Regions from separate parts of the Homo sapiens genome. Here regions 1 and 3 are each linked to region 2. Evidence: chromatin contacts called from ENCODE Hi-C or POLR2A ChIA-PET data. All regions are on one chromosome and are shown on one strand. Each heading gives the region's core, a stretch centred on a gene start or an enhancer-like site at or near the end of the contact. The rest is flanking DNA. Distances are from core to core; before and after follow the strand shown.

Region 1 (3,932 bases), core at 140-2,639, 410 kb after region 2:
GCTTAAGCCACCGCACCTGGCCCCCAGCCTTGCATTTTTTTAATTTGAGTCTTAGTTCTTGAGTTGATGGAAGATACAGTCTGTCCCCTGATCAAGCTGTGGGCTCCCCTGGAACAGGGAACACATAATTGCATGGAATCTTCCTGGCTGTCCCTGGAAATATGTAGGCACACACCAGGATGCTGCAGGCAGGGGCAATCCAGAAGGGGCCTCACCATGCATTGGATGGTTGGACCAGAAAGCCTTTAAGATTTGAGATTCTGAAGACAAACCAGGTGTCTGGAAACAGCTGTGCCCCTAGACATTCATCCAGTCCATGTGAAGCAGGAAGTTCTGGGTTCCAGAGAGTGGTCACAGCTCAGGATGACTTCCCAATGACCAATCCTCTTGATTGGTCTGAGGAGATGAGCAGTGATGTTGAATCCTCTGGGAGGAACTGGTTGTGACATGGTTACCTTGTAGGGAAGCAAGTGGGTTGGTGATTATAGCTGAGCCTTCTTGTGTGGAATTGAATAGGGACATGTGACCCTCTGGCTCTATAGTAATAACCCCCTTCAGCCCTATCCTCTCTCTCTCCCTCCCCCTCACTATTGCCTATTGACCATATCTCTGGAAAGGACAGTATTTCTGACCAAGCCAGACCTCTGCTACATGATCCCAGGGAGCCAAGAGAAAACTGCTCAGGAGTAGCCATTCCTCCACATTTTGCTGAGATTTTAGCTAAAGATGAAGTCACTGGAGAATTCAAGGGCACAGAAGAAACATGGATACTCCTGGTTCCATTCTTTGTGCAAGGTGATGATAAATTCTTCAGAATTTAAATACCTCTTGAGAATAAGTGGAATGCTGTCCTTTTTTTTCTTTTTCTTTCTTTTCTTTTTTTTTTTTTTTTTTTGTAGAGATAGGGTCTTGCTATGTTGCTCAGGCTGTTCCAGAACTCCTGGGCTCAAGTGATCCACCTGCCTCGGCCCCCCCCCCCCCGGCCAAAAGCACTGAGATTACTGGCATAAGCCAGTATGCCAGGCCCAGGGAATGCTGTTCACCATCGTCCATGTCAGACCTTCCTGTTGGGAAGCTTTTGCTGATGTGTAAATTGCATCTATCAGGCAAAAACTGCAGTATATCATTTGTTGCTCAACTCCCTTTGGGGTAGGAAGAATGGCTGAATCATAGTTGGCAAGGGTCCAGGAGGGCTATAAGTCCAGTCATCCATCTAAATGGTTGGGATCCAAACCACTCAGATTCTTCACATGTAGAGAAATCAGCGAAAACAAGAATATTTGCTGTACAGCCTGAGTCAGAAGTCCAGGTTGGAAGAGCTCCAGAAAGTAGGGTTGGAGAGCTCTGATCCCAGGCCACACACAGCTATCTCTCCCCTGGTCAACCCTTGGACCCTCCTGAGTCAACAGTACTAGCTGGACAGTGTTGATTCAAAGCTTGAAAGAGGATTCGGCACCAGTTGACTCAGGATAGCGATTTGAAATGCTCAGTGCTTTCTGGCGGTTTAAAGCCTTTCTATTCTGGGCAACTTCCCCAAGGCTTCTATTCTCTTGCTAGCATTTTTGTTTTCACATAAGGAATTAAGCTCTGGATGACCGATGGCTAGAGTTGAAGCTAAGGCTTTGGAGCACATACATGTATCTTGGCCAGGGTCCCCAGAGTCCCCAAATCAAAGGACACAGGTGAGGGCAAATAAAGTCCTCTTGTCCCAGGGGCACGCATTGGCACTACCCTTCTCCTTGGGTTGGGGTGTCTAGATGAGCCTTCTTCCCACCCATGAAGACTGGGAATTGCAGGTGGCAAGAATCCACAGGGACAGCCTCTGGCTCAGCAGCCACTGCAGCTTGGAAAAACGGCCACTGCTGGCCCTGGTATGCACAGCTCTGGCTGTGTTGCTGAAGCAAGGCCCCAGCTGGTGCCCACCCCTCTGGGCCCCTGGCCATTCCTGGCCTGACATCCTCAAGCCCAGCCTGGCTGGCTCCTCTGAAGGCAGTTCTGGGAGGAGGTGTGGATGGAGGCTGGGAGGGTCGGGATGGGAGCAGCAGCTGCCCAACCCTTACTACCTCCTCAGCTCACAGGCAAGGTGAAATGGGAGGTGTTTCCTCCTTACTCAGTCTCCCAGTTGGCCCTCTTATAATCTGGGTGCTCCATTCTTCTCACTGAATAGGGATGCCAAAGTTGAAGCCTTGTCACCTCCTTTTCCGCTGATCCCTGCTCGCCCAGCCAGCCACAGAAACAGACCCTCTGCGAAGAGAACCCTGTTCGTGGAGCAGGTGGAAGGGTCCCTGGCAGGATGAGTAGTAGGTGTGGCCACTTTGGGATTCTGATATTTGTCCCTGTGCTGCAGGGGACAGCCTCCCAGCTTTGAAGCCACAGACCCTCAGATTCAGATCTGACTCAGTTACTCCTGGGCTTTATGAATTTCAGGCAGCTTAGACGCCTCAAGCTTCAGTCTCCTCATCTGTAAAGTGGGGGTAGCCGGCTCGCCTTCCGAGAGTGTTGTGAAGATAAAATGGGACACAGTCTGTAGAGACTCTCACTGGGATCTGGGTAAATAGCTGCTCAGATGCTGCCAGCTCCCGTTCTGTCTTCTTTTCAACCAGCTGCTCCTTTCTTCCCTCCCACCTGCCTTTCTTTTTCCTTCTCTCTCCTCACTCTGTGAGTCACCTTCTTATCACACAGCCTTTATATTTATTTCTTGTATATTTCACCCAGCAGTCGAGTTTTGCGGCTATTTCCATTTGCTCGTCCAATAAATATTTATCAGATGATTATGCTTGCAGCACGCCGTGTGCTGGGCAATGGGGTTACACCCAGGAGAAAGACAGGCATGCTTTTGGCTCATGTCAAAAATCACAGTCTGGTGAGGAAGACTGGGGCTGAACGAGTCATTTTAATGGAGAACAAGAGTTAGGATCATTTATCATGAGGTGATTCATCTGGTTCAGATGATCAGGAAAGGCTTCCTGGAGGAGGTGGCACATATGAGGAAATCTAAAGCTAGAGGAGGTCTCTTTAACCTGCACTTGGTGTCCTGTGGCTGCAGACACAAGCTCCATTATCATTATACACCACTTCCGTTTTGTTCTTCATAATTTTTTTTTTTTTTTTTTTGAGATGGAGTCTCACTCTGTCACCCAGGCTGGAGTGCAGTGGCTCCATCTTGGCTCACTGTGACCTCTGCCTCCCAGGTTCAAGCAATTCTCCTGCCTCCACCTCCCGAGTAGCTGGGATTAATATTACAGGCACCCACCACAACGTCTAACTAATTTTTGTATTTTTAGTAGAGACAGGGTTTTACACATGTTGGCCAGGCTGGTCTCGAACTTCTGACTTCAAGTGATCTGCCAGCCTCTGCCTCCCAAAGCGCTGGGATTACAGGTGTGAGCCACCATGCCTGGCCTGTTCTTTATAAATGTAAATGCCACTTTATTCCCTAAACTATTCCTGGTACCGATGTGTAATTCCATGAAGCAGTGAAGTATAATAAAAAATTAAGACCAAGGAAAATAGAGGAAACTAAGATCAGAGGCAAAGGCTATCTGCAGCTGTTGGAGCCACAGGACCTGTGTCATTGCTAAAATTAAACTGCACATTTAAGCCTGTGGGTCCAAGCAGTCAATACAAAAGACAAACATGATCATTTACAAAAATTCTCATTGTCTAAGAAAATAAAGCTGTGTGGTGAACACAGACTAAAATAGTGGGAGACACCACCAACTGCATCGTTTCTAGAGTAAACACAGTGAACAGGTGTTGCAAGGCCTGGAAATGATCTGATATAACCCAGGGATAAAGCCCAGAATGTTTGGGTCAGTGTTTCTCAACCCTGCCTGACATCAGAGTCACCTGGAATCCAGCAGACACTGGGGCCTTTCCCTTGTGGTTTGTGCCGCAGGGTACAGGTGAGATTTCAGCCTCTGTATTTTTCC
Region 2 (3,547 bases), core at 284-2,783:
CAACTACCTCTCACACTTGGTGTAAAAATTTAAGTAAGTGGGCAGCAGAGATTGGCACCTATCCATCGAAAACCTGCTGTTTAAGGTTTTTCATTAATCACCTTCTTTCCCCTGTATGTACAAGCTGGGAAACAGACCTATGACAGTCCAACTTAAACTCTGTGACTTTACAATGGTGGTAATGCGATATACATTCAGTAGAAGCCCTGCTTCAAATTTTGATCTTGGCGGGGCACAGTGGCTCACACCTGTAATCCCAGCACTCTGGGAGGCGGAGGCAGGTGGATCATCTGAGGTTAGGAGTTCGAGACCAGCCTGGCCAACATGGTGAAACTCTGTCTCTACCAAAAACACAAAAATCAGCTAGGCATGGTGGCGCGCCCAGCTACTTTGAGGCAGGGGGATCGCTTGAACCTGGGAGGCGGTAATTGCAGTGAGCCAAGATCGCACCACTGCAATCCAGCCTGGGCGACAGAGCCAGACTGTCTCAAAGAAAAAAAAAAATTTTTTTAAATATTTTTCTGGATTAGATAGGTATGATACCTTCTGACACTGGCCAGCGACCACAGGATCACGAGGTAAACGACCATACTACACAGTGTGCCGTGCTCGATACATTACATGCAAATATCCAGCACTTTATTACAAAATGGATTTTGTGTTAAGATTTTGCACAACTGCAGAGAACCTAAACAGTGTTTATGGGACGTGTGTTTTGAGGCTTTCGCGGAGTGGAGATTCCGTTCCGACAATTTACTATATTATACGAAAGAAAACTGAACTCAGGGCGGCCTCTGAGATGATCGCGATTAGCTAAAGATGGTCCTAGAAATTCCAGGGCCTCAACGTGCCCCCCACAGGTCTTTCTCATGGGAAACAGGATGAAACCACTGCTCCCAGAGGGCCAGGCACACACCCAGACGGCCTAACCGTCTCCTGCCTGACATTCCGGGGAAGACGCTCCCGGAGCGGTGCCAGGCTAGGCACCGCTCTTCTTGAACCTTCGGAGCAACCACTTACATTTGGCATCCTTTCGTCGGGCTGTGAGCAGGAAGTCCTTGATTTCCTCAATTTTCCGAGGCTGCAACACAAAGGAAGCGGGTGAACAGAGAGGAAAGAGACACGTCTCCCGGCGATGGCCCAGTCCACCAGCTTCTCCCGGCCTCAGGAGATCCTTGGGAGGCTCTCTCGCCCTCGCCCCGGGGCCCCACGAGCCCACCCCGGGAAGGCGCCAGGCAGGGACTGTACTCACCATGGCGACGAGGCGCGCTGGGCTCTGGCGCGGACCAGGACCTGCGGGAAACAGTCCTCGGCGTTAACACGGCGCGGGGGCTGGCAGCGAACCCCGTTTTCCCGCTCTCCCCCGAAATATCGGCCCCATCGCACTCCCCTTCTCCTCCCCGACACCCTCCACGCGGACCTGGGGTCCCCAGATTTCACCTGGCAGTGGATTGCCCCAGATTACCTTTCTCACCCACGTATCACCCTAGAGACACTCACAGCAAGCAGCAACCGGGGAAAAGGACGAAAAAGAACGAGACTTCCGTTTCCGGGCAGTTAAACCCTCCCAACGGAGGAAACTGGGTACGGTGCCTGCCGAGGATCAAGACTCATGTAGGCGTTCGCACTTCCAATTTCAGCAGCCCTGCCCCCTTGTGGTCGAAGTCAACAGTGCAGCTCCAAGAATGGAATGGACCATCCTGGCTGCCGCCCTCCCTCCGCCTCCCTCCTCTCGCTCCTCCCCATCCCTTCCTCCTAGGACCCCCGCCTCTTCCCCGTCCACCCCTTCCTGTCTTCCCCCGCAACCCCTCAGACCCCAGCCTGGCTTTGCTAGGTTTTAGCTCAGATTCAGTTTGAAGAGCTAACGCTTATTCTCCACGGCTTTCATTGGACCTGCGCAGGGGCATCCACACAGAAAATTCTTCATTCAATGGCAGGGACCCTCGTGTGCACCTTGTAGAACCTGTTGTTCTGGCGCCTCACGTTTTCTTCCCGTCTCCTTTTTGGCACCTGAACCTGTCATGACCAGGGCCCTGGGCTCTTCTTTCCATAAGAGGGAGCGTTCCTGCTTGCTGCTTCCAATTCCCTTAGGAATTGGTGTACAATGAAAGCAAGTTAAGGCCGGGCGCGGTGGCTCACGCTTATAACCCCAGCACTGGGGGAGGCCGAGGCAGGCGGATCGCTTGAGGCCAGGAGTTCGAGAGCAGCCTGGGCAACCTAGTAAGACCTCCCCCCCCCCATCTCTAGCAATAATGATAATAATAATAATACTTCCAAAAGCTGTCGCAGCGCTGCCCCTGGCTAAGTGTCTCACCCCTAGGGCTGATGGTGAGTGGGAGTGCTCCTGCTCTTGCGGGGTCTCACCGCGGCCCCAGAGGGGAGAGGTGGACTCAGGAGTTGAACCCCTGCTGGGCAGATTCCCCAGCCCAGGCTCCGGCCACTTCCTGGGGAGGCTTGGGAAGCCTGGGGAGGGCAGCGTTCCTTTCTCCCCCTAACATCCTTTAGGTTAGACTCTGAGCAACCTGCGGTTATCGATTTTATTTTTATCCTCCATTTTTATTTTATCTCCAACCTCCCTACAAATGTCTACATTTTATTATATTTGTTTCCCCAAAATTTAATAACCACACGGCAGAATGTAATTGCTTCGTGCTTATTATTACAGAGCGGCCCTCCTGAAGGGAAAGAACACTTTGCCATGAGCTTTACTTAGAACTTATTTAACTTAACCTTCCTTTCTTCCTCCCTCCTGCCCTTCCATTAACAAGCTCAGGCTGAGCACCTTCCTGGGGGTGCTGGAGATACAGGAACCAATAGACCTTGCTGCAGAGAGATCACAAAAATATTGTAATAACACTGAAGAGTCTTTTAAAGAAGCTGAACGATGTCTCTGCAACTGTAAATGTGTCGGGGTTCTAGCAGTGGGAAAAGTTAATTGGCAGAAGCCTAATTTTAGATGTCTGAAGGTCGGATCCGATCTGAGAAGCACGAGTGCTTCAGCTCTGACCTGAGAAGGATTTTCCCATACCTCAGAGCCCGGCTTTGCCAGCCCTTCCCATCTCAGGCGATGCCTTTCTGGTCTTTTCTACCCCACTGCTCCTCCACAAGCAACCACCCTTTCAGCCAAGCCGAGGGGCACTTTTGGGCACTTTCTGCCCTCCAGGTATTTGCTCTGCTGTCCACTCTGATGCCAAGTGCCACTGGTCCTTCCGAGCTCAGCTCCCGCCTCCCCTTTTTCAGGCAGGACCCTTCACCCTTGACTTATGTTGCTTGCCGCTCATACAGTGGTTCCTTGCAATCACTTCTCCGTAGGCTGCGTGGAGGTGTTTAACTTTTCATACATGCGCACCACTCTTTTTATTTTTAATTTTTTAAAACTTTTTTAGAGACATGGTCTCCCTAGGTTGCCCAAGCTGGTTTCGAACTCCTGGGCTCAAGGGATCCTCCTGCCTCGGCCCCCCAAAGTGCTAGGATAACAGGTGTGAGCCACTACGCCCCACCTTACCACTTTTCCTTGAAGGCAAGGACAGGGCTCAGCATTCTGTCG
Region 3 (3,577 bases), core at 295-2,794, 310 kb before region 2:
ATAACGCCTTTGAGTATTCTGGCCGTAAGTGGAGTCTCAGACACAGCTCCCCACTTTGGGTGGCCTCAAGAACACACCCACGGAGGGAGTGTTCTAACCTCAGGGCATCCTTGGGGGCATCAATCAAGGAGAGATGGGGCCACAGGCCTGAGAGCAGGAAGCTGCAGAATTCTCCAAGGCACTGCTCAGGGTCCCCAGTCCAGAGGTCTCCTGTGTGTGGATATAGAATCTAGTGTGACCCTTTGACAGAGACGCCTCGTTGAGCCTTTGTGTCAGAGACACCACTTTTCATCCATTAATGATCGGCCATTTATCATGATGCAAGAGGAGAAAGAGAAAACAGGGGGTTCCAGCAAGGCCAGAGCAGCCAGAGATGGTGAACGATGTCACCCAACATCTGGCTCCCAAGTTTATGGAGGAAGAAGGGGATGTTTTGTGTCTTCTGGGGTTTCCTTTGGTAATGTGTCCCTGTGGTGGCCCTTGGTGTGCTATGATGAGCCACCTGCAGCAGTCAGCACTAGGAAGCCCCAGTAGAGATTGTGTTACCAGCGTGGCAGAGAACTCACAGCCTCTCCCCTGCTTGGTGAACAGGTGCTCCCCCTGGAATCATATGACATCAATCACCCATCACATGATCACCCATGATGTGACATCACCCATCACATGATTGCCCATCACGTGATGTCGCCCATCACGTGATATTGCCCATCACATGACATCACCCATCATATGATCGCCCATCACGTGATGTCGCCCATCATGTGATATCACCCATCACGTGACATCACCCATCACATGATCACCCATCACATGACATCACCTATCACATGACCACCCCCGCATGACATCACCCATTACATGATATCACCCATCACATGACCACCCATCACATGACATCACCTGTCACATGATCACCATCACATCACCCATCACATGATTGCCCATCACATCACCCATCACATGACATCACCCATCACATGACCACCCATTACATGACAGCACCCATCACATGATCACCCATCACATGACATCCCTGTCACATGACATCACTCATCACATGATCACCTATCACATGACATCACCCATCACATGACATCACTCATCACATGATCACCCATCACATGACATCACCTGTCACATGACCACATGTCACATGGCATCACCCATCACATGACATCACCCATCACATGATCACCTGTCACATGATCACCTGTCACATGACATCACCCATGATATGACATCACCCATCACATGATCACTTGTCACATGATCACCCATCACATGACATCACCCATCACATGACATCACCCATCACATGATCGTCGATCACATGACATCACCTATCACATGACCACCCCCACATGACATCACCCATTACATATCACCCATCACATGACCACCCATCACATGACATCACCTGTCACATGATCACCCATCACATGACATCGCCCATCCCATCACCCATCACATGACATCACCCATCACATGACCACTCATCACAGGATCACCTTGTCACATGACCACCTGTCACATGGCATCACCCATCACATGACATAACCCATCACATGGCATCACCCATCACATGACATCACCCATCACATGACATCATGCATCACATGACATCACCCATCACATGACATCACACATCACATGACATCACCCATCACATGACATCACCCATCACATGACATCACCCATCACATGACATCAATGTCCCATAGATAAGCAGAACACTAAATTGATTCTGTAGAGTGAATATGGGATGGAAAAATCCAACTCTAATCATACCCTACTCACCAAGCAGGAAAGACATGCATAAGCTTCACCTGAAAGTCTTATTTTAGGGCATTGTTGTGTAATCCCAGCATTTTGGGAGGCTGAGGCAGGATGTTTGCTTGAGCCCAGGAATTTGAGACCAGCCTGTACTGGCAAGACCCCCCATCTCTATAAAACATTTAAAATAATAAATAAATAAATAAATAAATAAATAAATAAAAACAAAGGCTGTGATTCCAGGAGCAGAATATTTGGTAATGGAACATAAAGAAAGACAAAGGCCAGGCAGGCCATTCGAGGCATCAGTTCAAGTCCATGCCCATGAGCTGCCTCCTGCCTGCTCAGGCAACCTCCCAGGCAGCTGAAATCAGAAAAACAGATGAGGGTCACAAGCATTCAGCTTCCTGGAAAGGAGTGTCCCCAAAATAAATCACTTGAGTTATTGTAGGGTCTCAGTCTCTCTTCTTGTCTGGATGGTGGTCGGGTTCTAGATTTGCAGGAATGAGGACCAGACCCAGGTAAATTCACCAAAGTCGTATCCCAAGAGGAGATCTCCCAACCATGGCCTTTGCATCGTTTAACTCATCAACCTCAGAAGCACTGGGGGGATTGACCCAACCACATGAAACCAGGTTTCCATGGCCCATTTTAGAAGGTAGAATCATCCCCAGGGGCACAGGTAACATATGTCCATCTGCTGGGCCCCAAGCCCAGCACATTCTCCTTAACTCCCACCTCAATGTCACCACTTCATGTCCTCATTAAATCCCACAAGAGGGAGGTCAGAAAGAAGTTCTGAACTTTTTCTGACCTCCCTGCAGTGGGATGAATTTGAGACTCAACACAGGCAGTCGGGGGAGGGAAGAGGAACTTATATCATGAGTTGATAACAGCACTGCGTGACTTGTGCACTCGCCGCATTTTAAAGGCTGGCAGTACCCCATTTTCACAATGTCCATCTCATCTGTCCTCCCTGACAGCTCAGGGTGGTAGGCCAGGCTATTCTTGAGTCCACACTGGACAAGGCTGTAAATAGACTTGAGTCACCTTATTTGAGCTGAGTTCCTTTACCCGTGAAGTACCCTTTGAGTCATCCTTCGGGTACACCCCCTCACCAACCTAAACCTTAGTTTTTATAGCTGCAAGACGGATGGTGCATGACCTCTTCTTCCCCTTTCAGCCCCAACTTTCCATGACTCTGAGTCAGTTTCCATGACTCCCAGTTCAGGCCATTCTAGTCACCAACCAGGCTGGGCTGCCTCAGCCAGCACAAAATTTGAAGCTGGGGGGACTTGCTGCTTCAAAATATCTATAGAGAGTGGCTTTTTCTAAAGTCAACCTCTAAATCTCTGTCCCCAGGAGGAAGGATGTTCGCATTGACAAAGGGTGGAGGCAAGTATTGGGCCCAGTACTAGGGCCCCAGTGATAGGTCCACATTTGAGATAACAGGGAGGCCGGAAGCTCTGCCCTTAGCACACCTTCCTTGCCAGGTGGAAGCTCCCAATGTAGGCTTTGGAGGTCTGTTCCCTCAGGCACGTGGACTCAGGCTGTGCTTCATGCATTGGTCTGGAGCCTTGGAGCAGGCCTGGAAGAGGCTGTATCTCAGATTTGTGTTCTTCAGGATGTTTCTTACCCAGCATTTTGGACACTGAGCATCTGATTGTGAGGATGGAGTCCACACACTGAATGCGTGTGATTCTCTGGTGAGCAGTGTAACTTGAACTCCAGTGGAAGACTGCCAGGCCATGGAGGTGTTGGCAGCAGCCTGGGACTTCAGCTGAAATGTGACTCAGGCCACAGG

Evidence for each region. Hi-C counts contacts between places; a loop is a spot of excess contacts on that map. ChIA-PET counts read pairs that join two places held with the same protein, here RNA polymerase II (POLR2A). Pooled maps may share reads with other maps.
Region 1: a map of HepG2 shows a loop between it and region 2 (2.9-fold over the local background). The contact joins the enhancer-like site here to the promoter of RPL38 in region 2. A Hi-C loop is called at or near these places in 1 of 168 maps with a recorded cell type or tissue (HepG2). POLR2A ChIA-PET finds 5 or more read pairs at or near these places in 3 of 52 experiments (A549, K562 and SK-N-SH).
Region 3: a loop to region 2 is called in a pooled map, with 8 times the contacts of the local background. The contact joins the enhancer-like site here to the promoter of RPL38 in region 2. A Hi-C loop is called at or near these places in 1 of 168 maps with a recorded cell type or tissue (gastrocnemius medialis), 4 of 37 single-sample maps with no recorded cell type and 7 of 50 pooled maps. POLR2A ChIA-PET finds 5 or more read pairs at or near these places in 1 of 52 experiments (naive thymus-derived CD4-positive, alpha-beta T cell).

What each region holds. Positions count from the first base shown.
Region 1 is chr17:73,795,753-73,799,684 of GRCh38, reverse strand. The region is part of intron 2 of LINC00469 (long intergenic non-protein coding RNA 469); the gene reads left to right. It overlaps LINC02092 (long intergenic non-protein coding RNA 2092), which reads right to left. Exons shown (of 7, transcript NR_040020.1): 6 at 17-455. Among named protein-coding and RNA genes, the nearest start is that of LINC02092, 11 kb to the right of the region's middle. RefSeq lists an enhancer at 1,930-2,430. Within about 2 kb of position 1,389, at least 3 of the 41 ENCODE cell types and tissues checked have a DNase peak (open chromatin) inside an H3K27ac peak, as active enhancers do.
Region 2 is chr17:74,201,664-74,205,210 of GRCh38, reverse strand. RPL38 (ribosomal protein L38) reads right to left here and starts at 1,533. Exons shown (of 5, transcript NM_000999.4): 1 at 1,466-1,533; 2 at 1,253-1,293; 3 at 1,021-1,081. The coding sequence starts at 1,255. RefSeq lists enhancers at 1-280, 281-785, 1,794-2,297.
Region 3 is chr17:74,512,103-74,515,679 of GRCh38, reverse strand. No RefSeq gene overlaps it. Among named protein-coding and RNA genes, the nearest start is that of CD300LB, 18 kb to the left of the region's middle. RefSeq lists an enhancer at 2,964-3,213. Within about 2 kb of position 1,544, at least 4 of the 41 ENCODE cell types and tissues checked have a DNase peak (open chromatin) inside an H3K27ac peak, as active enhancers do.